Regions from separate parts of the Homo sapiens genome. Here region 2 is linked to region 1. A link is a loop called in an ENCODE intact Hi-C map of the cell type or tissue named here. Cell type or tissue: B cell. All regions are shown on one strand. Each heading gives the region's core, and the rest is flanking DNA. Links, peaks and the distances in the headings are about the cores only. Region 1 has its middle 25 kb from the start of FBXO48. Region 2 overlaps PLEK (pleckstrin).

Region 1 (12,866 bases), core at 2,871-10,870:
GGAAGATTGGATGAAAGACTTGGTTTTTTGATTGACATTGTAACTCATCACATTTTGACCATACCCTTTCATGGGTATTCATAAGTGGTTATATAAACACATTGTGTAATCCACTCATTCCTAGTGAAATTGTTTCTTGAGGGAAATCAACTGGCAAATAATTTGACCCATTTTGCTACACTGAAGTCAGTTTCCAAAAATAGAAATCATGGTATGAAGTACATTTGTGAGGCTGAGGACTAAATTTCAAAAAATTATCTGATTTCAAACTTTATGAAAATGAGTTAAGACTATTCTTTTTACCATCTAACTTAATACTGACAGTGTGGAAAAATTGCTACAAGAAGTTACTAAACAGTTGTTAAAGGAGATCACAAAAAAGAAACAAAGTTATTTTAGAAGAGCAGAATTTTATAAATATCTTAAGAGTGGTTAGCCTAGATATGAAAATCATTGTGCAAAGATTGTATCCATATTTGGAAGTACCTATACTTATTATCAGCTGTTTTCACTATGTATAAAAATAAATCTCTCTCCTACGTAAAGGATTGAAGGCTCAACTCTGTGTTGTAAACTGAATAAGAAACACAAGACCTGACAGTGATAGCTTGGTGAGGAAGAAAATGTGTGAGGTTTTAGCTTCAAATAGAAGAAATAACAAGTTTAAAAAAGACAATGTCGTTTAACAGGGAAGCATTTCTGTGTCTTTCCAGATAACGACAATCACTCTTAGCCTTGGGAGAGATTCGGATCTGTTACAGAAGCCACGTGAGAGTGAGAGGAAGATAATATTCCAACTCTGACATTCTTTAAGCTTGACAGCAAGGCTTACAATCCAGTCACTGGTGGGAGGGAAAGGGTTTCCTGTTTTCAGACCTGGAAATTCAGATGGTGGAGCTCATGTAAAGAAGATGCTCCAGCTGGGATGCCAGGTGATGAGGCCAGAAGGGGGTGGTGGTGACAGAAACCTGCCCCTCCTTGTTCTGGTGCTATGGGAAAATCAGGGAGAGAGAATCAGGAGGGACAGAAAAAACCCTAGGCCAATCCAATAACAATGTGTCGTGCTCGAGCCTCTGAGCCATGGTGTGGAGAGTGGGAAGCTAGATAACTTGGAGACAGAGTGGCTTTCCCTGCTTACAGTTTGAGATTCTGGAGGAGACGAGGCTCCATGTCAATGTAGGGTGAACCAGCCCAGCCAAGACAGCTGCTGGGTGTGACCAGGAAGAGAGTAGCTCTGATTTAAACTCCAAGCCTCTTTGTTTCAGATTGAAAGGCAGAGGGTTTATCATTGCCCCTGCCATTGGGAGGAGTGGGTTGCCCCACAGCAGACATTGGAGGGAGACCGACTGGCTCTGTGGGACTACATGGACTTGGAAGAGATTTTGGTCAATAGCCAGGCAATAGCTAAGGGTAGGCCTGATTAGCATGAGATGCCAGTCTCTCCCACACCCTGTCCCCCTCCCCCAACACTTACTGTTTTGTAGAGAAGAGGCCATGCGTGCATCACCTGAAAGGCAGGAGTAGATGCCAGCAGAAAGCCCAGGGACACCATCAGCCAATTATACTCCAGCAGACGTAACACCAGATACTGTGCTGCTTGGGATAGCAATGATGGAAGAATGGATGTTATATGACTTCTCCTGGCTCAAAGTCACTTGAGCATTTTCCTCAAAAATCTGATATTTAATCATTGTTATTGGATTGGCCTAAGGTTTGAAATGGATTGAATATTAAATATTTTTCCCTTGCTGAAACCCAAAGGTTGGAGTCTTGGGGGAAACACCTGCTCTCTTATATCAGTTTTAAAAAGAAATGACACTTTTCTGTATGTATATAGGTTGTGTAAAAAAAATAATCCTTGGCTGGGTGCGGTGGCTCACACCTGTAATCCCAGCACTTTGTGGGGCCGAGGTGGGCAGATCACCTGAGGTCAGAAGTTCGAGACCAGCCTGACCAACATGGTGAAATCCTGTCTCTACTAAAAAAAAAAAAAAAAGAAAAAAAAAAAGAAAAAAAAAAATTAGCAGGGCATGGTGGTGCATAACTGTAATCCCAGCTACTTGGGAGGTTGTGGCAGGAGAATCAATCACTTGAACCCAGGAGATGGAGGTTGCAGTGAGCCGAGATCACGCCATTGCACTCCAGCCTGGGCAACAAGAGCAAAACTGCGTCAAAACAAACAAAACAAAAAAACCACAACCTCTCACAGCATTCAGGATAACTAAATATTTAATTTTTCAATCTGTGTTCCATTTCACTGGCAAAATAAAATTTGCTATGTTATATAAATATGTGTGAGATTATGTGCTCGTGCCATAGTTCCATAAAAATAAGGCAAGTCTGGTTATGCCTTTCGTCAGGTGATTTTTCTTTCATCGAGTCTGTTTTATTCCTGTTTGTCACTGCCTTGGCCTCTGGAGGCATTTGGGGTTTATGCATTTCTGCATTTAAGGAAATCAAATACCTCGTCAGGAACTCCTTGACATTGTGAAGGGAATAAGAAGGGAGGAGAGCAAAGAAAATTCACACACAAAACTCACCCAACAAAATGATTTGTTAGTAATTTCAAAGAAAATGGACATGAATCCAGTAAAAAAAAAATGCATAGAAGTAGGCTTGTAAAGAATGGGTCTGCCACATTCTATGGCAGTTTGTAGGACAGAAAAACACCATATAGTTCCTCATAAAAGAAAGCCTGAGCTACATTAGGGGGGCTTCTTTATCTTTCCTTTCTCTTATTTTCCATCCTTGCTTCCGTCAATAAATGTGTGCTGGGTTCAGTGCTAGACACTGGGATTTCACAAGGAATGAGACAGGAGTGATGGCACCTCACAGTATTTAGTCATTAGGGAAGGAGAAACAGAGAAAAGCCAGTAAAGACATACATAAAGTAAAATAATTTCAAAGTGCACTAAGTCCTCCCTACAAGGGAAACAGGATGTTGAAATGAAACATAACGGGAGCTTGGGAGGGCGGTCAGGGGAGGAGTCTGCTTTGGATATAGCAGGCAAAGAAAGTCTTGCTGAGGAACTGATACAGGAGCTGAGACTTGAACGTAGGTGATCAACTTGTCCCAGTTTGATCAAGACTTTCTTGGTTTTAAAATGAAAAGTCCTGCATCCCCGGAGTCCCTTTAGTCCCAGGCAAACCAGGATGGTTGGTCACCCTACTTGAAAGATGAGAAAGAACCAACATTACACAGAGTAGGGGAGCAAGTACCCCAGAAAGAGGGACTCATATGTACGAAGGTTTAGGGGTGAGAGATAGCTTGGCATGGCCAAGGAACCAAAGGATTGGTGTAAGGGAGGAGGCTAAAGGAACGTGCTGAGGTGGAAGAGACAGGTGGGGACCATGCCACATGTGGAGGCTCCAGTAAATATCTCTGGTTTTATTTGAGACACATTGAGAAACCATTGACAGTTTTCATGTAGGGAGTGACATGATCACATTGGATGCTATTTGGAGAATAGATAGAAGGAATCAAGATTAGAAGCAATGTTGGGATGATATGGTAGTAGTCCAGGTGAGAAGTGAAATTGATGAGGTAGAATGCACAGAACTTGCGTGGATGTCTCATGGGTTTCTGGTTCAAGCAGTGGAATTCACAGTTTAAAGCAATGGAGAAAATTGGAGGAAGAAGAGGTAATTTCTTCCCAATCTCCACCCCTTCTATAGATGAGTTATACATCGGAGACCACAGGTTTTTAGAAGATGTAATTCTTTACAAAGAGACATTCATTCTAGTATTTCAAATTGCTGCCTGCATAAGTAGGAAGCTTCGGGCCCTGGGAAGGGGTTGTCATTCCTCAGTCTCTGACACAGCCCAGTTACTTATTTTTGGAGAAAAACACTGAATATGATGAATGATTTTCTAAGCAGTCAGAAAGATAAATGCAGAGATGGCTAGAAGGAAAAAGTATCCAATGTTCCATGTGTGTACATTCACCACAGCTGTGTTAATTCTAGATCATAAACTCTGCCCAGCGCTATAGCTTGAGAGTTAAAAAAAAAAAAAGAATAAAATATTTTTAAAGGTACTCTGGGCAAAAGAGAACACATTTAAAAAGAAAAACGTGAACAAAAATTTAAGTTAAAAGAATAAAAAAGGAACTATAAGTAAAAAGATTGAGGCAAGAATTATTCAGAAATTAAAGTAATAGATTTGGTTAAAAATAAAAAAGATCAAAAGAGCTATAACTAAAAAATTAAAGTAACAGATTAAGGTAGAAAATTATGGTAAAATTTAGAAAAAGATTAAAAGGATAAAATATACAGTGTAAAGTCAAGAATAGACCACGTGAAAAGTAAAAATGCTAGACCCATAAGATTTAGAAAGGTAAAATCACGACAAACCTAAAATAAGCTGAAGGATAAACAGAGAGAACAAAAATAGAGAGGTGACAAAAGACTAAAGGAGGAATTACATACAATCAAAATGTTAAAACTTGCTAAAATTTAACTCTAAATCCCCAAGCATTTATGGAATAAAGGTCTGGAAAAATAAGCTCCCATTACTTAAGAAGAAACAAAGCTGACAAGCCACATGACTTACTAAGAGCAGCCTCTGAGCCTACACAACCCTCATGGGTTGGGGGCTCCAGTCGGGTTTCTTGAGGGCAGTGCAGGGGGGCCTGAATTGCCAGGGTATGTGTATTAGTCTGTTCTCATGCTGCTGATAAAGACATACCCTAGACTGGGTAATTTATACAGGAAAATGCATGTAATGGACTTATAGTTCCACATGGTTGGGGAGGCCTCACAGACCTGGTGGAAGGCAAGGAGGAGCAAGTCACATCTTATGTGGATGGCGGCAGATAAAAAGAGAGCTTGTGCAGGGCAACTCCCATTTTAAAAACTATCAGCTCTCGTAAGGCCTGTTCACTATTATGAGAACAGCATGGGAAAGACCTGCCCCCATAATTCAATCATCTGTCACTGTGTCCCTCCGACAACATGTGGGAATTATGGGAGCTACAAGATGAGATTCAGGTGGGGATACAGAGCCAAACCAGATCAGCGCGTGACCTCTCATGTATCTGTTTAATGCCAACAGCAAGCCTGCTGGTCAACAGCAAGCAGAGCTCATATCTGCTATGTCAACAGCAATTCCAAGGAAGGGAATTCCTCCAAAGGTTGTTGGCAGGATAGCTTCTGTATAGTAAGCACTCAACTATTATTGTTATCTATGGACATTAATCTTGAGTGTTGACTTTTGAATCAAAAATACATTGTACTTTGGGCAGGGTCAGGAAAGTAGAATCCAAAAGTAAGTCATATTGAGATAAAATTATACACCATACTTGGGTACATTTTACTTTCCATTTTGAGGTGTGGATACTGTGTGTGTGTGTGTGTGTGTGTGTGTGTGTGTGTGTGTGTGTACTAAAGCACATAATCCAGGAGATGAATTTCAAAATTTCCATGTGATAGGTTTATTTTTAAATGAAATGAAATTTTGGATGTGAATTTTGGTTACTTTGCTCAACTCCCCAAGGCCTCTGGCTCATTCTTTCTGCCTATGCGAGTTTTCAGAGGGAAAGAATAAAAACATAATCTTAGAAATGTTCTCATCCCCAGGTGAACTCCTTTTACAGTCTTTTCACACAAGAGACTAGAATTTATTCACAATGTTAGTAAAAGGGTGAGAAATTTCTTTACACTTAACCCAACCTCAGAGCTCATATCTGCTATGTCAACAGAATATACTCACACCTACAGCTTGGTTTCACAGAGCTACAGAGTCAGTGGAAATGCCAGGCTGAAGTTTTGGAGAACAAATCCGTATGAAATAATATCCCTGTGGCAAAATACAGAATAATGACTTGGGCCTTTGTGGATAAAATACGCAAAAGCTGAATTTAAGTGTTCTTAATTGGATCTTTGAAGGTTCAGATAGAAACCTAGGGGGTGGCCTGTTGGCCAGGCCAGGTCTGAAGGGTGGAGTGGGAAGAGAAGTCTCTTCATTGGAGTATTATGTTCCCTGATATCTTATATTTCTAGCAGAAGAGGCTTTTTGTCATTTTGGGGCTATACTCTATGTTCTCTCTGGGGAAACACCCTACTCCATTTTCAGTCCAACCCTCCCACCTGGTTTGGGCAGGACTAGTTTCAGTTCTGTCATTTGCAACTAAAAGGGTACAGACAAATTCTGACTTTTGAGGTTTTGCAATCAGCCAACAGGGCTGCAATGGGGAACTAGCTGCTCCCACTCAAGCGCTTTGACTGGGCTTTAATAGAAGTATTGCGCCCTCTGCTGGCAGAGGATTAGCATTGACCAGATCTCAAGGACGATGTGACAGAAAGCATTTTAGAGCCAGTCCTGGAGTCAAGGTCTTTCTCCTCCATATGCAAGCTGTTTTGCTTTGCTTAAGTAATGTTACTTCTATAAGTCTGCATTTTTGTATCTTAAAAATATTAATGTCAGAAACTACCTTTCAAGACTCTTTGATGAGTACATAAATGGCCATGTGAAAAGTACTTAATCGTTGAAAGATACTATTATAAGACAGTTTTGGCGAAGAAAGTCAGACTGTTTATCAAGTTTTTTCATGGTTCTAAAATATGATATTCAATGTTATTGGTTCTCTGGAGCTGAGAAAACATACATACATTGTATCAACTGAAGAAACTATTGTTATAGAATGTAGAGTACTAATATTAGTAAAGTTCTTAGAAATTTTCAGGTGAGAAATGTATAACAAATCAGATATGCCAAAAAGTCCCTTTATAAAATTTAATATACATTTCCAGTAGAAGTATTAGATAAAATAGACATTAATGGGTTTTCCTTTAACATGATTTTATATATGTATGAGAGACAGAGACACAGGAGAGAGGGAGGGAGAGAGAGAGAAAGAGAAAGAGAATATTATAATGGAGTAATACTAGAATACTGGAAACATTCCCACTAAGGCAAGAAACAAGGTAAAAATGTCTGCCATCTCCATTACTATTTAACATCATATTGGAGACATTAGTATACTAGTTAAAAAATTGGGGCATAAGACTTGGAAAAGTAGTTAAACTCTCTCCATTTGCAGTTGATATGACAGTATATCTGGAAAACCCAATAGAATAAATGATGACTCTAAATGAACAAAAGACCTCAGTAAGTTAGCAGGCTACAAAATGAGTGTACAAAAATCACACGTGTGTGTGAGTGTAAATGTGTGTGTATGTAAATGATAGCTAGTTAGAAGATAAAAGAAGAAAAAATTCAATTTGCAATAATGACAAAAATATAAAATACTTGAAAGTAAACTTAAGAGGTAATGTGTAAAATCCATATGAGGAAAAGTTTAAAACATTCCTAAAAGACAAATGGAAATATTTCTTGGTCTTGGATAAGATAACTTGACATTATGATGAAATAAATTATCTCTAATTTAATACCACCCTAATAAAATTGCAATATGTAGTTTTCCTGGGACTACAGAAATTGATTCCAAAGTTCATGTGGATAAACAAACATATATGCTTAAATAGGAAAACCAGTAAAAAAGGTCAGTGAAGAGAGAGAACCCTATTAAATATCAATGCACAATAAATATTTTGTATAATTAAAACAGTGTGGTATGAATGGATAGACAGATCTGGAACATAATGGAAAGTTCAGAAATAGAACCAACTAAAAAGAAAATTTTCATATAAATAAGGTGGCATCTCAAATTACAGACAGACTTATTAATAAATGGTGTTAGGACAACTGAACAGTCACTTGAAAACAGATAGCTTTGGATCCTTAACATACATTATACTCCAGGAAAAACTTATATAGAAAGAATGAGCCACATAAGTACTTGAAGAAAACATAAGTGAATTTGTTTGTAATCTTGTGGTGGGAAAAATTTTAAACCATGTTCATCATCCAGATATAATAGCAGAAAAAAAGCAATAATTTTGACATCAATAAAAAGGACTGGTCAGGCGTGGTTCCAGTACGTTGGGAGGCTGAGACAGGAGGATCTCTTGAGCCCAGAAGTTTGAGACCAGTCTGGGCAACAAGGGGAGGCTGTCTACACACACACACACACACACACACACACACACACACACACACAATTATTTGGATATGGTGGTGCATCTCTGTAGTCCCAGCGAGCTGGAAAGCTGAGGTGGGAGGATCACTTGAGCCTAGGAGGTCAAAGCTGCAGGGAGCCATGATTGTACCACTGCACTTCAGTCTGGGCAACAGAGAAAGACCCTAACTCTAAAAATATAAATAAAATAAAATGTAAAGAATATTTGTTTAAAAAAAAAAGCATCACAAGCAAAGTCAAAAGACAAGTGACAAACTGGGAGTAATATAATTGCAACATATGTCATAGATAAAGAACTAAACTCCTCAATTTACAAAACACTCAAAAATTGAGAAACACAAAGATTCATACACACCAAAACCCACCCATGCCCTTAAACATATAAACCTCATGTTTATGGCAGAGAAATTTGAATTAAATTTACAATGAGGAAGTTCTCTCAACTTTAGTGTATATTTGGAAAAGCTCATAGTAAATTACTGAGAAAAAATTAATATATTTCTCATTTTCAGGTTGGCACACATTCAGAAGCTTGAAAACACATTTTTCTGTGATCAGCTGAGGGAAATTTCAATCTGAGCTGGGTATTAGATGATATGATTATTGGATGAAAGTTAAATTTCTTGGGTGTGATTATGGTTATGCAGGCATGTGTGCATTTCCTTAAGAAATACATGCTATGTCAGGGCGCGGTGGCTCATGCCTGTAATCACAGAATTTTGGGAGGCTGAGGTGGGCGGATTACGAAGTCAGGATATTGAGACCATCCTGGCCAATATGGTGAAACCCCATCTCTACTAAAAATACAAAAATTAGCTGGGCGTGGTGGCATGTGCCTTAATCCCAGCTACTTGGGAGGCTGAGGCTGGAGAATCACTTTAACCATGGAGTCAGAGGATCACGCCACTGCACTCCAGCCTGGTGACAGAGCGAGACTCCACCTCAAAAGAAAAAAAAAAAGAAAGAAATACATGCTATGATATTCTGGGGCAAAATGTCATGAAGTATGCAAACCTACTTTCAAATACATCAGCTCAACAAAAGTGTGTGTGTGGTTTTATATTTATCTCTCTTATTTCTTTTTTTTTTTTTACTGTGTCAATAAAAGTTTATTCACAGACATTGAAATTTGAATTTCACGATTTTCATGTCATGAAATATATTTTTAACTTGTTTTCAACGATTTTTAAAATGTAAAAAACATTCGCAGGCCATATATCAGGCAGTGGGCAGGATTCAGCCCACATGCCAGTTTGCCAACCCTATCTTACGTGAAGATACCGACAAGACCAACCTTAACTTCTCCTAAAACCAAAATTTTCAAAGCAGACTATTAACAAGAGCATGCCCCGCTCCAGATTCCCCAGAATTGTGAAGGAGGTGAGGCTGCTGGTACAGGAGGACAATGGTCTGGCATGGCCCCTCTGTTCTGAAACCCCTGGTCCCCAGCACAGGGGAGTGGGCCTCAGCTTTGCAGACAGCACTGTTTCCAGATCACTGTTAAAAGGAAAACTAAGGATTCTAAGTCCCCAGCGAAAACCCACACCAAAATCATCACCAGCGTGCACATCTGTTCCCTTGTTGAGATTTAATCACTGAAGAGCAGGTGGAAGCCGTCCTGAACGAATTACCCCATGTACCTAGAAGCCTCTTCCCAAATCAAGCAGTGATCACCTCACTCATAAACAGAGCACGCACCCAAAGGTTTTGCTTGATGTATTTTGAGACTAGTTTCACGTGTTGCTGCTAAACGTTTCCAGGGAGTTGCAAAAGTTAATCCTTATGGATCGGTGATTGAAATACAGTGACATCCCTGCTGCTCTGCAGTGTGCGCAAAGGTCAAATCAAAATAACAAACACGCACGACGTCTTCGATCACCTTCCTGTAAAACCGGGTTTCTAGCCGGACCCATGTCCTCACAGTTCCTGAATCAAGTTCACCGTCTGTGCAAGCGCCACCTGACAGAGCTCCCTGCGACACTGAAACGCGTTTGGGCACTTCCCACGTGGGAACCACTCGCCACGGGCACCTCCTGAGTACAAGGTGCAGTGCTGGGGCTGGGGCAGGCTGAAGCGTTCGTTCTAAGTTTCTTTATTATTATTATTATTATTATTATTATACTTTAAGTTTTAGGGTACATGTGCACAATGTGCAGGTTAGTTACATATGTATACATGTGCCATGCTGGTGCGCTGCACCCACTAACTCGTTATCTAGCATTAGGTATATCTCCTAATGCTATCCCTCCCCCCTCCCCCCACCCCACAACAGGCCCCAGAGTGTGATGTTCCCCTTCCTGTGTCCATGTGTTCTCATTGTTCAATTCCCACCTATGAGTGAGAATATGAGGTGTTTGGTTTTTTGTTCTTGCGATAGTTTACTGAGAATGATGATTTCCAGTTTCATCCATGTCCCTACAAAGGACATGAACTCATCGTTTTTTATGGCTGAATAGTATTCCATGGTGTATATGTGCCACATTTTCTTAATCCAGTCTATCATTGTTGGACATTTGGGTTGGTTCCAAGTCTTTGCTATTGTGAATAATGCCACAATAAACATACTTGTGCATGTGTCTTTATAGCAGCATGATTTATAGTCTTTGGGTATATACCCAGTAATGGGATGGCTGGGTCAAATGGTATTTCTAGTTCTAGATCCCTGAGGAATTGCCACACTGACTTGCACAATGGTTGAACTAGTTTACAGTCCCATCAACAGTGTAAAAGTGTTCCTATTTCTCCACATCCTCTCCAGCACCTGTTGTTTCCTGACATTTTAATGATTGCCATTCTAACTGGTGTGAGATGGTATCTCATTGTGGTTTTGATTTGCATTTCTCTGACGGCCAGTGATGGTGAGCATTTTTTCATGTGTTTTTTGGCTGCATAAATGTCTTCTTTTGAGAAGTGTCTGTTCATGTTCTTTGCCCACTTTTTGATGGGGTTGTTTGTTTTTTTCTTGTAAATTTGTTTGAGTTCATTGTCGATTCTGGATATTAGCCCTTTGTCAGATGAGTAGGTTGCGAAAATTTTCTCCCATTTTGTAGGTTGCCTGTTCACTCTGATGGTAGTTTGTTTTGCTGTGCAGAAGCTCTTTAGTTTAATGAGATCCCATTTGTCAATTTTGGCTTTTGTTGCCATTGCTTTTGGTGTTTTTAGACATGAAGTCCTTGCCCATGCCTATGTCCTGAATGGTAAAGCGTAGGTTTTCTTCTAGGGTTTTTATGGTTTTAGGTCTAACGTTTAAGTCTTTAATCCATCTTGAATTGATTTTTGTATAAGGTGTAAGGAAGGGATCCAGTTTCAGCTTTCTACATATGGCTAGCCAGTTTTCCCAGCACCTTTTATTAAATAGGGAATCCTTCCCCCATTGCTTGTTTTTCTCAGGTTTGTCAAAGATCAGATAGTTGTAGATATGCAAAAATATGGAACACTAAGTTTCAACAGCCTCGTATGGCGAGCAGCTACTGCGGGGCAGCGCATCACCTGGACCGTGAGATGGTGGGAACAACAGGAAAGCGTCCACAGCGTCGGCGATAGATCCTCCTAGAGGAAGCGCGCCAGGCTCCAGAATAGCAGAAAACTGACAGCTGCCACCACTGCAGGTTCACACGCTGCCTTCAACGTGAAGGTAAAGTGCTTCCACTCCACCCGTCTGGCTTCCCTTCAACCAGAAAGGAGCACAGGCACCAGGCAAGAGCCTGTGCCCAGCAACACAGAATGTTCTAGAGCCCAGGAGACAGTCCCGTTCTCTGAGCTGAGCTGGTCGCACCTGATGTCACCTTTTCCTTTTTTTTTTTTTGAGACGGAGTCTGGCTCTGTCACCCAGGCTGGAGTGCAGTGGCGCGATCTCGGCTCGCTGCAAGCTCTGCCTCCCGGGTTCACGCCATTCTCCTGCCTCAGCCTCTTGAGCAGCTGGGACTGACTACAGGCGCCCGCCACCACGCCCGGCTAATTTTTTGTATTTTTTTAAGTAGAGACGGGGTTTAACCGTGTTAGCCAGGATGGTCTCAATGTCCTGACCTCGTGATCTGCCCGCCTCGGCCTCCCAAAGTGCTGGGATTACAGGCGTGAGCCAAAACGCCCGGCCACCTTTTCCTTTTTGAAGGGAGATGCCAGGATGCAGGGGGAACAAGTGAAAACTACTTTTCCTGTTTCGAGGGTGTGGGGCACCACCGACAGCCAAGATCAGCAACGCCAGGCTGACTCCCCCGGCCTTATCTTCTTGGCCTGCCCATTGGCCCAGGTGGGGGACTCAACTGCGCTGCTGCTTCTTCAGCTGCTGCTGCAGTCTCTCCTCTTTCTTCTTCAGGTAGAAGGTTATGTTGTCAAAGTTGGCCTTGTAGAGACTGCTAAAGCTGGGGTTCACGCAGGCAGAGCCTTCCAGCATGGCCCGGTTCCCACAAAGAACACTGGAGACTTTCTTTAACATGGCACTTTCAGGAACAGACTGCCACTGGCCACCCACAGGCCTGCAGAGCACCAGGGGAGGGGGGCTTCCAGGCAGTCCTGGAGCACCGACAGCCCCTGGGTTTCCTCAAAAGCTACATCCCACACTCGATGCTGGAATGACAGCTGCTGCCTGTACACCAGCTTCTGTCTACCGGCGTGAAACTGGAAGATGTATCCCACAGCAATGCAGGTGCTCAGAAGCACCACCCGGTTCTCCTGGCACCAGAACGCAATCCTGGACGCGGCAAACCTCTGGGGGGACCTGGAGGTCCGCGGACTCTTGGAGACTGTGGAGGTGACAGAAGTGAAGTTGGCGGCCGCTTCTGTACTCCCAGAGCCTCAGGGTGCAGGCCCCGGAGGAGGATGGAAGCA
Region 2 (12,866 bases), core at 2,152-10,151, 55 kb before region 1:
TCTTGGTAGTTTTGCTTTTTTGTTGAGCATTCCCTGAAGCAGGAGCCCTGTTGAGAAGAATCCCATGCCAGCTGCTTAAAATGTCCAACAAGAATTTTGTTTTTATGGAGGGTGGGGTGGGGAGAAGCACTGAGAGGAGCCTAAAGACATCCCTTCTGCACTTCTGCATGACGACACAAGACTTGGCATGGCACAGGAGTTTGACAAAGTTTGTGAACTGAGCTGAGTGAGACTCAGCAGCCTCCTTCACCACAAAAGCTTTTTGGCAAAGAGCTCCAACGAGGCACCTAGTGCAGCTGCAGCTGCTGATGGGGGCCATCGAGTGACCACAGTCCTGGCCAGTGCTGTCAGAACTAAGTGGGAAAAATGCTCGGGCTATAGGGAGCCACAGGCTACATGGAAGGGGCCTTCTGTTTTGTTGCTTAGAGCTTCTCTCGTAAGGCTATCTTTGATGTATTACTTCAAGGACAAAAATGAGAACTTCTCACCATTTTGCCTTATATCTCATCATTTTAAAGATAAGACATATGCTTAGTGGAAGCATTCACTTTCTTAAAGGCCAATGTCTACCACAGATGGTCCCTTGAAGAGCATTAAAGAATTGGGATATGAGGATTGAGGGACATTAAAGATGTAGAATGTGTAGAAAATGGACCCTAGGAACCTTTCATCTTTGACCTCTAAATTGGGGCAAATTTCCATCCCAGGAACCAATAATTAAATCAACAAACAGCTGAATGAATTTAAGAGAATTTAGGAGACGTTAAGTACCTTCCAGCATTGCTAAACGCTGTGCAGGCTACAGAGTTATGCAGATATGAATGTTGCCCCTCCACTACTTATGATCTGATGGAGGGAGATTAAGCTCAGGGGATACCTGGGGTGGGGGAGCTTGTGCTCACCTCCCAGAGAGAACTTACCATTCTGAAATGTTCCCCACTCATCCAACTGGGTTTTTTTTTGTTTGTTTGTTTGTTTGCTTTTTTATCTCTGTGCAGTGCCTTATATTTGTCCATGAAAGACACTGAAAAAGGAATAAAAGAACTGAATCTAGAGAAGGACAAGAAGATTTTTAATCACTGCTTCACAGGTAAAAGCACTTGCAGGCCTGAAATAGGGCGACTGGGAAGGCGATATGGAGTCCTCCTTCGGCCTCGTCTGTGAGGTGGGGGTATGAAGTATGGGGGTTGGAAGGGGTCCCAGAATGCAGCCTGGTGAGCCTGAGGATGAAGCTCCTACAGAGTGAAAATAGAAAGAAGTTTGTTGTTCAAGCTAACGATTTTGTTCAAGCTTTATTTGTTCAAGTTAACATTTGTTCAAGCTAACGTTCCAATCAAAGGATTTTTTTTCTCAATAAATGGCATTATGTTGAGACTTGCTAGAAATAGACACAGAATTGGATAAGATGCAACCCTTACTACAATAAACAGGGATTAAGGCATACAATGTAAGTTTTAAATGACAATATTAGGGCTATCAGAGGCTGCACAGGGTCAGGTATTAAGTGTTATGAGTTTAGGTAGTATGGTGTAGTGGTTAAAAACATGTCCTTTAGAGCCAGACCACCTTGGTTCAAATTCTGGCTCTGCAACTTACTAGTTATAAAACCTTGGCTCAATAACTTAGCCTCTCTGTGCTTCACTTTCTCTGTCTATTTAGTGGGGATAATCACAGTGCACCTACCTCATAGGCTTGCCATTATGTGTGTAGAGTAGTGCCTGGCACACACTCAGTGCTATATGGTGCAAGCTCAAGTGGTTATTGTGTTTTAAGTGGTCACATGTCTGTACAACCAATTCCAGGGGTTCAAAAAAAGAGAAAGAACTCAGGGGTTGATGGGATGAATAGGAGGTGGTACCCAAATTTGACCCTGAAAGATGGGTAGAATTTCATTAAATATTTACAGGAGGATTTTTAATGAGGAGCCAGGGCAGAGGATGAGCAGAGGATGGGCCAGGGCAGAGGATGAGCAGAGGATGGGCCAGGGCAGAGGATGAGCAGAGGATGGGCAAAGGATGGTGAGGACAAAGTTATGAGGCAGACATGTGCAGAATATGCATCTAGAAAAAGAAACTGACCAGCCTAGTAGGGCTGACGGTTCATCAGGGGGAGCAAAATGGGATGTACAATTTGGTACTAAGTTTGTCAGATACCAGGCCTGGCTTTCTTATGGTGACAGGAGAGATCAAAGGAAGAAAACTCTGAGCTGATACAGCAAATGTGGAATCTAAGAGGATGTGCCATCAACAGATAATCCATGAAATTGGTCCAGGTCAGGATCAGCAAGGCTAAGGGGAAAAGGCTTTGATCACTGACGATGAGATAGTCCCCCGTGGGAATAAGCCTCAGAGTCAAGGCAGCAGCCCAGCATCAGACAAGGCAGGGCTGAGATTTGGGATCAAGACACCAAGCTGTGGGTGGTGGTATGAGAAAGTGACAAGAACAAGGGAAGTTCCCAACTCTATCAGGACCGAGGTCACTGCAACAGCCTTGGGCAAAGGGAACAGGAGGGCATTTCAATGTAGACTTGGGCACCCAATCCAGGTCAGACTGATTTCCACTGTAATGTGTTACTGAGTCCCAGACTATTGGGCTGGTTTTTTTCTTCTTGTTCTCCTTCTCCTTCTCCTTCTCCTTCTCCTTCTCCTTCTCCTTCTCCTCCTTCTTCCTCTTGTTCTTATTCTTCTTTTCTCCTTTTTCCTCTTCCTCTTCTTTTTATTTGAGACGGAGTTTCACTTTTGTTGTTCAGGCTCACTGCAACCTCTGCCGCCCGGGTTCAAGCGTGATTCTCGTGCCTCAGCCTCCTGAGGAGCTGGGATTACAGATGTGCACCACCATGCCTGGCTAATTTTTGTATTTTTAGTAGATTCGGGGTTTCACCATGTTGGCCAGACTGGTCTCAAACTTCCAACCTCAGGTGATCTGCCTGCCTTGGCCTCTCAAAGTGGCCTGTAATCCCTAAGATTACAGGTGGGCTAGTACTTCTTAAATCCTTCTTGTTGAAGGCCAGGGTGGGTTTTGGACATTTCTATGGGTAGAGCCTTCATGGGGGAGTCAGGTGGCCTCGGCTGGGAGATGAAGGCTGTAGCAGAGACTGGGACCCAGCAGTACTGACACATGATGGAAGACCTTAAATGTCCGATGACAGGCAGACTAGACCAAACTTGTCTTTCAAGCTTCAGCATGCCTCACTGAGTGAGCGTGGATGCAAGGGTTAGAACACTTAAAAGTGACAGCCCAGAGCAGTTGTAACTTTGGCCTAAGATCACTCAGATTCCCTGAGCCTTAATTTTCTTATCCTTAAAATGAGGACTGCAATTACCACCCTGCCTCTTTCACAGGCTGCTATGAAGATAAAAAGAAGAAATGCAGTGTCACTTAGTTTATCTTTGTAGAGAAAGAAAAGTGAGCAAAAGCCTTTCATACATGAAATTCATGGAAGGCTCGCTATCCAACTGCTGTCACTCCTGTTTTGAGGGTGGCATCCCTACTGCTTTTGCCCGGATGACAGGACAGGCAGGCTGTCATGTTGACTCCCTTGTTGGCTACATTTGTAAGGAACACACTGCTTTTTATTTTTATCTTTTTTAATTGACACATAATAGTACGTATTTATGGGGCACAATTAATGTTCTGATACACATATACATTGTGCAGTGATCAAATCGTGGTAACTAGTGTATCCATCACCTCAAATATCTATCTTTTTTTGTTGTAAGAACAAACATGCTGTTTTTAATACAAAGCTTCATTGTAACCTGCTAATAATCCAATGTATGGGTCAATTTCATTTTCTTCTCTTTGCAATCATCTCTTGACCAGAAGATTGCTTAAATGACTTCTCAAGGTCCCTGCTAGACTCTGCAAAGTCATGACAATCAGTGCAGGTGATGTCATCAAATTTTAATTTAGGACATATATCCATCACATTATTTCCTATTTAAAAACTTAAAATGATTTCCCATTAGCCAAATTTCTTACTGTGCCATCAAAGCTCTCCCCACCCACCCTTCACCTCCCTCCTCCTCTTATTTCCTTTTGCCTTCTTTCCACCAACTCCTCCCCTGCCCCATGGGGCTGCTTTATGCCTGAGTGCATCTGTTCACACTGCTGCCCCCTCAGCTTGTGCTGGTTCCTCTGCATCCTGCTTCATATGCTTGGCAAACGCCTACTCATATTTTAAGCCTCTGCCCAGTGTCACTTCCTCTATGAATCTTTTCCTGATGGTGATGCACAGCCCTCTTCTCTCACCTCCTTCACCTCTTTCACACCTTCAGATTTGACCCAGTAGTCTCGCAACTGACTTATAGCAGAGCACTTGTTACAAGACTTATTTATTACACCCATCATGCCCTTTTACACTCCTTGAGGGAATTTCTCCAACACCCAGTAGAGTACCTAGCATCGAGTAGGTGCTCAGTAAATGTTTGTTCATCAATGGGATAAGTGAGTGGGTTAGTAAAACCTATTTCTTTGATGCATGTGTTGCTTTTTTTTAAGACAAAGACTTTATTTTTTTATTTTTAAAGTTATTATTTTTTTATTTTATTTTTGTTTTTATTTATTTATTTTTTATTATACTTTAAGTTTTAGGGTACATATTTTTTGAGATGGAGTCTTGTTATGTTGCCTGGGCTGGTCTTGAACTCCTGGGCTCAACTATCCTACTGCCTCAGCTTCCAGAGTAGCTGGGACAACAGGTGTGCCACCATACCTGGTCATGTGTTTCTTCTTAAGCAGCATGTAGATGTTCTTAAAAACCCTTTACATAGTTTTTTGTTTGTTTGTTTGTTTCTAGTGGGTATCTATCCCACTTATTTTGTTTTCTCTTTCTTGAAATAACAGGGGAGACGAGACAAGTCAGACCTGTGGGTGAGCTGGAGTCAGTTCAGGGGTGATTGTCAGGGGCTTGTTCTTCGGTAAGGAGAGTTAACCTTCCCTGTGCTGGTCCCATCTAGGTAACTGCGTCATTGATTGGCTGGTATCCAACCAGTCTGTTAGGAATCGCCAGGAAGGCCTCATGATTGCTTCATCGCTGCTCAATGAGGGGTATCTGCAGCCTGCTGGAGACATGTCCAAGAGTGCAGTGGATGGAACTGCTGAAAACCCTTTCCTGGACAACCCTGATGCCTTCTACTACTTTGTAAGAAAAGCTCCCCATCTCTTCTTCCTGTAAGGGAGGCTGCCCTGAGCAGATTCTAGATTGATTTCAGTTCATAGACATCTATAGAGCGCTGTTAGGCAGCGGGTAGGGAGGTCAGCCAGGAAGAACAAGGGAATACCTGAAGCTCCCAGGCCCATTTAGAGCTTCTGTTATACCAGCATTTCCCAACTCAACAGCTGCCCTCTCTACAACACTCGCCCTGTCCAAGTGAATTTGTTATTATAAAAGGATACTACTGTTTACTTGAAAAAAAATTTTTAAAGGACATTTTAAAGTTTATTGTTTCCTATTTACTTATTATTATTTTTTATTTATTTAGATGTAGTCTTGCTCTGTCACCCAGGCTGGAGTGCAGTGGTGTCATCTCGGCTCACTGCAACCTCCGCCTCCCGGGTTCAAGCGATTTTCCTGTCTCAGCTTCCCGAGTAGCTAGGATTACAGGCATGCGCCACCACACTCAGCTAATTTTCGTATTTTTAGTAAAGACAGCGTTTCACCATGTTGGCCAGGCTGGTCTCGAACTCCTGACCTCAAGTGATCCACCTGCCTCTGCCTCCCAACTATCTATTCTTATTCTAAGCAATAATTCATTTATAAAACTGTCTTAGACCCTAGTCCATGGCAAGCATTCTCTAAGACAAGAAGATACAGCCACGTAGACAAGCGTACTGGAGGGACAGGCAAAAATCCTGCCCTACTGCAGCTTCCTTTCCAGACAGGAGTCTATAAATCACAGGTTTGATGTATTAAGTGCATTATTCCAAATGTATGTTAAAACACATGACTCTTAATACAAAATGTGTCCACAGATGTCACTTCCTGCAGTCATCTTGTGTACCTCCCACAGTATGCTTACCCACGATTGGGAAACACTATATTATACAATGTGAACCTGTTCTTAGGCCATGTGAGCAATGGTGGATTTCTTGGGGGATTTTGGCAGTTTTGTTTCTATCTTGGATCAGAGCACAGAATTTAGGAAGTTACCTAAGAGAACCATTCTTCTTATAAACATGAAGTGAACACCCTAGAGGGTTTCATTTCACTTTAGGGGAAGTTCCACAGTCTGTTTTTTTTTTTTCTTCAGTCCTTTGATCTGGTCGTTTATAGCCATTTCAATGCAGGATTCTAAAAATACCCATCACAGTGGCTCCTCTTCCTCGGTCTGATTCATCATCTACTTTTGCTGAGCAAGTCCCACTTCCCTCATAACCTCAGGGGAAGAGGCTGGACACATGCTGTCACTTTTCTCCAAGAGGGGGCTCAGTGGCAAATGTTGAGCTGGTGATAGTATTGCCAATGAGAAATTAGCCTGCCCTGCTTTCAAGGATGTGACCATGATATCCCAAGAGAAGGAAGGCTTTGAAGGCAGACATGTGCCTGGTTAGGAAGATGGAGCTAAAGTTAGGATACAGCTTGGGAGACCCTCCAGAATAAAAGGATATTGACAAGATCACACCTGAGTGGAGACAAGAAAGGAACAGCCCCGGAAGCAAGTAAAAGGAGGAGGAGAAACTCGCTCATCAAGGACCTTTGAAGTTCAGATTGGGATGTACACAGGAATGGAGGAAAAAGGAGGAGGCTGCCCTCATGGCTGGAGGGGAGGGGGAATGGAGATGGCACAAGTTGCAATGTGCCTAAGACTGGTGATGTTAGCTTGCTGTTTGATTTTCCAACAGCCAGACAGTGGGTTCTTCTGTGAAGAGAATTCCAGTGATGATGATGTGATTCTGAAAGAAGAATTCAGAGGGGTCATTATCAAGCAGGGATGTTTACTGAAGCAGGTGAGTGGCCACAACTGCTCCCATCTAGCCTTTTCCCTTTACAAGGTCCTTTTTGTTTCTAAGTTACCCAGTGACTTTTGGTTTGTTTGGTTAATAGTCAAGCAGAAAATGAAACCCACAAAGTGAAAGATAGATGAGTAGCTCTTTAGATATCAAAGTGGCTTTAGATCAGGAAGATTGAGTTTGACAGGGCAGAAGATGTCCCTAAAAGTAGGAAAATGCCTCTTTTATCAATATCATAGGAAAAAAAAAGGTGTTTCAAGAAAAATATGGCCGGAGGAGATAAATTGTCTAAGAGATGCCATCCAAAAGACAAAGCTGTCTCATGGTAAAAGTACTTCCATTTTACCTGTCCCTCCTCCCTTCAAAGCAACCAGGAAAACAGGAACAGGCTACACCCAGAAGAGGAACAGAGTACACCACTGAGAGCAAAGAAGAGTCATTCCAGTCTGTGCTTAGGGCATGACAAGACCAAAACCTGGGCATGCAGAGGCCAGTTCACAGGAACAGCAGGCAAAAGTCAAATGCAGATTGAGGGCATGGACAGAGTCCTGGGGGGATGTCCAGGTGTCCACAGGTACAGGCCACCATCAGTCTTGGAGGCAAGGGCTGGAGAGTGCTGAGGAGCTCTAGTCGGTTACCAGGTGCCAAGGCATATGATGCCAAGAGGTAAGAGATGGACAGGGGCCAAGATGACTGAGGAAGCCAGGACCAGTACCTGGTGGAGGAAGTCGCAGGAAGACATGAGAATATTCAGGGGGAAGCTAGTTGATACTTGCACAAGGCATCTTAGAGGCCAAGGCTGCTTTGCAGGACCAAGGTCTTGCCTTCCTGGCTGCACTGTGAGCTGCCTTAAAAGTGCTGCTCAGTATATAATGGAGAGAATCTGTTGCCATCAGGAGATTTCCATGTACTGTCTATAGGCTCCACGGGACTGGGGGATCTGATTTATTTCATGTTAGGACCCTGAATGTCCATCTTAGTGATTAATGGAATGGGCAAGGAGGGAAGAACCAGAGAAGAGCCCATATTTACATTTATAAAGAGGGACTCTGGGCTGGGATAGCTGAAAGGAGGTATAGGTATGGATTTTGAGTTTCACAGGGGGAAGTGGGACATTCGAATGGAAAAATTACCTTCATATCAGGTTTTAAGAGAACAGTGTCCTAAGAAATATATGGCAAGAATTTATAAAGAATTCATGGACTATTATAGTATTTTTTTATGACAGGGTGACCAGCTGGCTAGATTAAAAGAAAGGCATGGGGCAGAGCCAGCCTTATGCCGGGAAGGCTCGGGCAGTTGCCTACGGACAGTTTGCCCGCTGCTGCTTTCTCGTTGGTTTTGCCAAATATTCCTATGTTCCTGGCTCTTTGATTGCAGGTGCTGGAATGTGGCTGTTAAGACAAGAAGAGTAACTTGGGAGGAAATTTCTTTATTTTGTTGATTTCTTCCATAATTCTATATTGTTATCAGTTATTTCTTGAATTAGTTGATTGGGCAAACCCTAATCTAGAATGGGGCTCTTGGAAAGCCAAGGATGAAGGCTAACAGTAGATAAAGTTGGGACTGGACTGGAGCCACGTCTCAGTGAAGCAGCCCAGTAGGAGACCTGGGATGGTCAAAAATTGTGTGTGGGTAATGAGTGTCTGGATGTATTTTGAAGACAATAGGGACAAGGATTGAACTTATGTGTTTTCCTTTGCCTTCCTTTGTCTGGCCTTTGATAGGTACAATTTAGCCTTAGCTAGCTCGGTTGGTGCACATTTGGATCTCCCAGGGAACTGTTAAAACTGCATGCCAGGCCAATTTAATCAGAGCCTCTGGATTTTTACAGCTCCCAAGTGATTCTGATGTGCAGCCAAAGCTGAGAACCACTGAGCCAGCCTTTTTCTTAAAAGCTAATTTATTCTATTATCAGTATACAAGTTAAATAGTCTTTCTTAGAAGCTTCCTTTTTATGTGAAGAAAACAGAAATCTACGTGCATTCAGGAATTTTGTTCTTTTACAATATTCTTTCCTCTGAATTTTTTTTCAGAGGTTGGGGAGCAAAAACCTCTTCGATTTGAATTGACACTTCCCCTTAATGTTTCTAATCTCTTAGCTCAGTGGTTAGTAACCATAGTTTACATCAAAATCACCCAAGGGATTTTCAGAATTTTAAAAACTTTTTCTTAAAATTCCAAAAGTAAGCCTCCCTTGTGTTTACTGCTGGGAGTTAGCCAGGATTAACTTCATAGAAGGCTTGTTATAATGGGAAGCCTCACAGATGGGAAGTAGCTGTGGCTAACTGGAGGCCATTATCCCTGCCCCATTATTTTCTCATCCCAGGATAAATAATCCTACTTGGCAGCAAGTTTGAGGATGAATGATCTTAGATTATATTCAGTATAATCCCTTTTTACATAATTGTTTCTGTTATGACAATGAATAAAGCATCTGCTTGTTTAATTCTCAACCACATTTAGATTCCTTGAGGGAGAGGAACAATGTGTTATATATGCTTCTCTTGTATCTGCTGCAGAGTTCAGCATCCTTCTTGATTTATCATAGGCAATGAACACTTGGGGAGCTAATTAAGTCAAATATAAGTAGATGGCTTTGACAGTTCAGTAACAATTCTTGGAAACCTGAGGCATACATGCATTTCTTAATACTCCTTAGAAAATGCTCATTAAGTGAAAGATGACCAGAAATGTACCTGCTAACTTCCAACTCTTCAACACGTCACATTGTGATGTCAGTGAGGGCTTAAAGGGAATATGGTGGTTGGCTGATTTCACATCCTCCTGTTACCTTCCTCTTCCATTGGCTCATAATAAGTTGGTGATTGTCCAGCAATTGCATAATACAGCATGACATGTGTGTCTGTCAGTGAAGAGGAAATGGTATGGGGTGGCAACTTTAGTGTCGTTATTCTGAAGGGCAACATTAGTTAAGGCAAAGAGCAGCAATGTATACTTTTGGAAGTCTATGCTTTGCAAAAGCCATTTTGGACATGATATAGCAGGTAGGAATATTTTCTGTCCTTGCATATGACTCTGCAGGGGTTCCAGCTCCATCCTTCAGGAAGTAGAAAGTTCTTTGGAAGTGAGTTCCTTCACCAAATGTTTTGCCAAAAAACTTAGGCCCATTTCTGAAAGCTTCCTTGAAGCACCTCTGGATTTATGAAGGAGGCACTGTTTGCTAAGACCACACATGTTTTATTGCTTTCAGCACAAGTAAAATGAAAAATGTTGGAAAATTTGTATACATGCTTGCCAATATGTGGTGCTTTAGAAATTACAAATAATATTTCTTGTATTGGCAAGATAGAAACTCCGTATCTTTTAATATAATACTATTTTTGGCTTCTGGAGTTAAGTCATTTGAATTTCCTGTGGGAAATCATAGAGTCAGGTTTACCATGACAGTTTAAAATCTGCTACACACTAATGGAAATAACTTGGTAACTCACAGCAAGTACAAACAGATATGAAGCAGCTGCTATATGCCAGGCACTGTGGCCCTGGGAAACAAAGATAAGCAAGACACAAATCCTGCCCTTAAAACTCAGTCTAGACAATGTCAGTGTTTAATTCTGTTGGGAAAGGCCAAGTCGTCACCTTCTTTCTTCTTCTTCTTTCTTTCTTCCTTCCTCTTTCCTTCCTCCTACCTTCCTCCCCCTTTTCTCCTCCTCCTCCTTCTTCTTCTTCTTCTTTCTCCTCCTCCTCCTCTTCCGCCTCTTCTTCTTCCTTCATCATGTCTGTTACAGCAACAGGCATTTCCATTCCTACTGCAGCTACCTAAGGTTTAGTTCCTAATGATTTTATGCCTGGATTATTGTGATCCTTCCCTAATGAATTCTTTTTTACTTACCATCTTTTCCTGGGCTTTCCTTTAATCTAGCCAGCTGGTCCATCCTGCACTTTGTCACCATATTAATCTTCTTAAAATGTAATTGTAATTCTTTCACTTCCTACTCAAAAGCCATCAACAACAAACCCTGCCTTTTATTTCCACTAAATCTCTGTCCACTTTTCCCACCTTGCCTCTGCTACTCTTCATGAACCCTACATTCTAGCCAGACTGGTCTTATTCATCAACACCTGAGTATGTCTCTTGCATTCCCACTTCTGCTCTTGTGTTGTCAGTTGTCCTCCTACCCACCTTTGTCTTGCCCATCTAAATCCTGTGTCCCACATGGATAAGTGCAGGTCTTTATGAGGCTTTCTTTGATATCCAAAGCCCACAATTACATATTCCCTACTTAATGCCTTTGGAATCCATTATCTATACCAATTATTTGATTTGGGCATTTGCTACTTTATATTTCAACATAGGTCATAAACTCTTTAAAGATCAGGGCATCTTAAACCTCTTTATTCCCCCTACATTACCTAACACAGCACATTGTACCTAGTACTGCCTTATATCATACTAAAACTGGAAGACAATAATTAGAAATAATTTAATCCACCTCTTCGATCTAATAACATCCATATTATTTATTGGCTGTAGCACTATCTCCCTGACAAAGACCTAGGCCGGGATATTGTTATCCTGGAGTTAGTATTTCATTTTCTCTTTCTTTTCTCAATTCAGCAAATAATTATTCTGTAGGTATTGTTTGTACAGAGTGATGCTGGGAATTCACCATCCCTTCTTTTAATGTTGATCCTGGATACAGGGGCATAGAAGGAAAAACTGGAAAGTGAGGAAGTTCATCTTGAGAGAAGACCCTGCCTACCTGCACTACTATGACCCTGCTGGGGTAAGGTCCTGTGGTTCATAAATCCATTCAAATAAATAAATCCACTGCATTTATAATCTGGGCTTCCTATTCCCCTCTCTACTCTGTTGATATCCCCTTTTTCTCTTTACTGGCCCACTTTTTTTTCTCCCATTCTCCTCTACCTTTTTCTATCCCCTTTCAATGCAAAGATCTGAGATCTTGGGCCTCTGAGGTCAGTATAAGCTTAGGGATGGAACAAAATATCACTATATTATAATTTATTTGGTCAACTCAACATATTTTTCCCCAATCTGATATTTTCAGGGGAATTAAATCAGTCCATGGTTTAATATGCATAAAGGTGATAATTCCTCATCCAGGTCAACTTGGATGAGGGTATTGTTTAAGTCCAGCAATTTGGGCTGTTGATTGTCGAAGAGGACTTTTTCCACCATAAAATGAACCACTTTTAAAGCATGAAGACAACTCTGGGTAGGGTGCTCACCCTCCGCTTGCAGCACTGGGCTATTTGACTTCCCCTGGGTGGTTATATTGCTGCATCAGGTGCATGGGACCAAAGAGCTCTGGAAACATGTAGCTCTTTTTTAGTGGGATACAGTGACCTCAGTGTCTCCACCTCTCCTGTCACTTTTCTCCAGATTGAAGTCCAGATCGTCTTGCATTTTCTCATTGAGCCTCCTGGCCCCACTGAAGCAGGGTGTGGAGGATCTGGAAGGACCTTAGATCTGTCAGCAGTTTTTCTTTAATCTCCTTCTGCTCTTACTTATTTTGGGGGGCCCTGATCTATATTAGAGTGAGTCTGGCTTTTTCACCAAGAGGATGAGGTCTATCTATACTCTGCATTTTGGAAACATAATGAACAACTCCTTTCTTCTTTAGGCAGAAGATCCCCTGGGAGCAATTCACTTGAGAGGCTGTGTGGTGACTTCAGTGGAGAGCAACTCAAATGGTAAGATGAATTTCTGTGTGAGAGAGGTGGGTCTGCTCAGACTCCCCTCCCACACCTGGACATCCTGGGCCAACATTAATCAATCAATCAATTAATCAGGATAAGCAGGAATGGGGCAGGCATGGTGGCTCCCACCTGTAATCCCGGCACTTTGGGAGGCCGAGGAGGGCAGATCACTTGTGATCAGGATTTCGAGACCAGCCTGGCTAACGTGGTGAAACCCCATCTCTACT

Evidence for each region. Hi-C counts contacts between places; a loop is a spot of excess contacts. Peaks named below come from ENCODE experiments on the same cell type or tissue, not always from the same donor. Only the 100,000 strongest peaks of a DNase experiment are listed, where the experiment ranks them.
Region 2: it touches region 1 in a loop (9-fold over the local background); 7 of 110 quality-filtered maps call a loop at or near these places.

The regions. Positions count from the first base shown.
Region 1 is chr2:68,435,675-68,448,540 of GRCh38, forward strand. It overlaps the pseudogene WDR4P2. Among named protein-coding and RNA genes, the nearest start is that of FBXO48, 25 kb to the right of the region's middle. RefSeq lists enhancers at 5,747-5,796, 5,887-5,936 and a silencer at 6,127-6,366. In B cell, for the core only: CTCF peaks have their summits at 6,255 (motif pointing left) and 6,462; a DNase peak (open chromatin) is centred at 6,167; H3K4me3 peaks cover 506 bases; H3K27ac peaks cover 1,057 bases.
Region 2 is chr2:68,381,544-68,394,409 of GRCh38, forward strand. It overlaps PLEK (pleckstrin), which reads left to right. Exons shown (of 9, transcript NM_002664.3): 4 at 999-1,090; 5 at 4,959-5,143; 6 at 6,844-6,948; 7 at 11,619-11,702; 8 at 12,564-12,633. Among named protein-coding and RNA genes, the nearest start is that of PLEK, 23 kb to the left of the region's middle. RefSeq lists enhancers at 5,733-5,912, 5,933-6,352, 7,603-7,652. In B cell, for the core only: no CTCF peak of the experiment used is centred there; DNase peaks (open chromatin) are centred at 4,158, 6,158, 6,948 and 7,358; H3K4me3 peaks cover 1,505 bases; H3K27ac peaks cover 8,000 bases.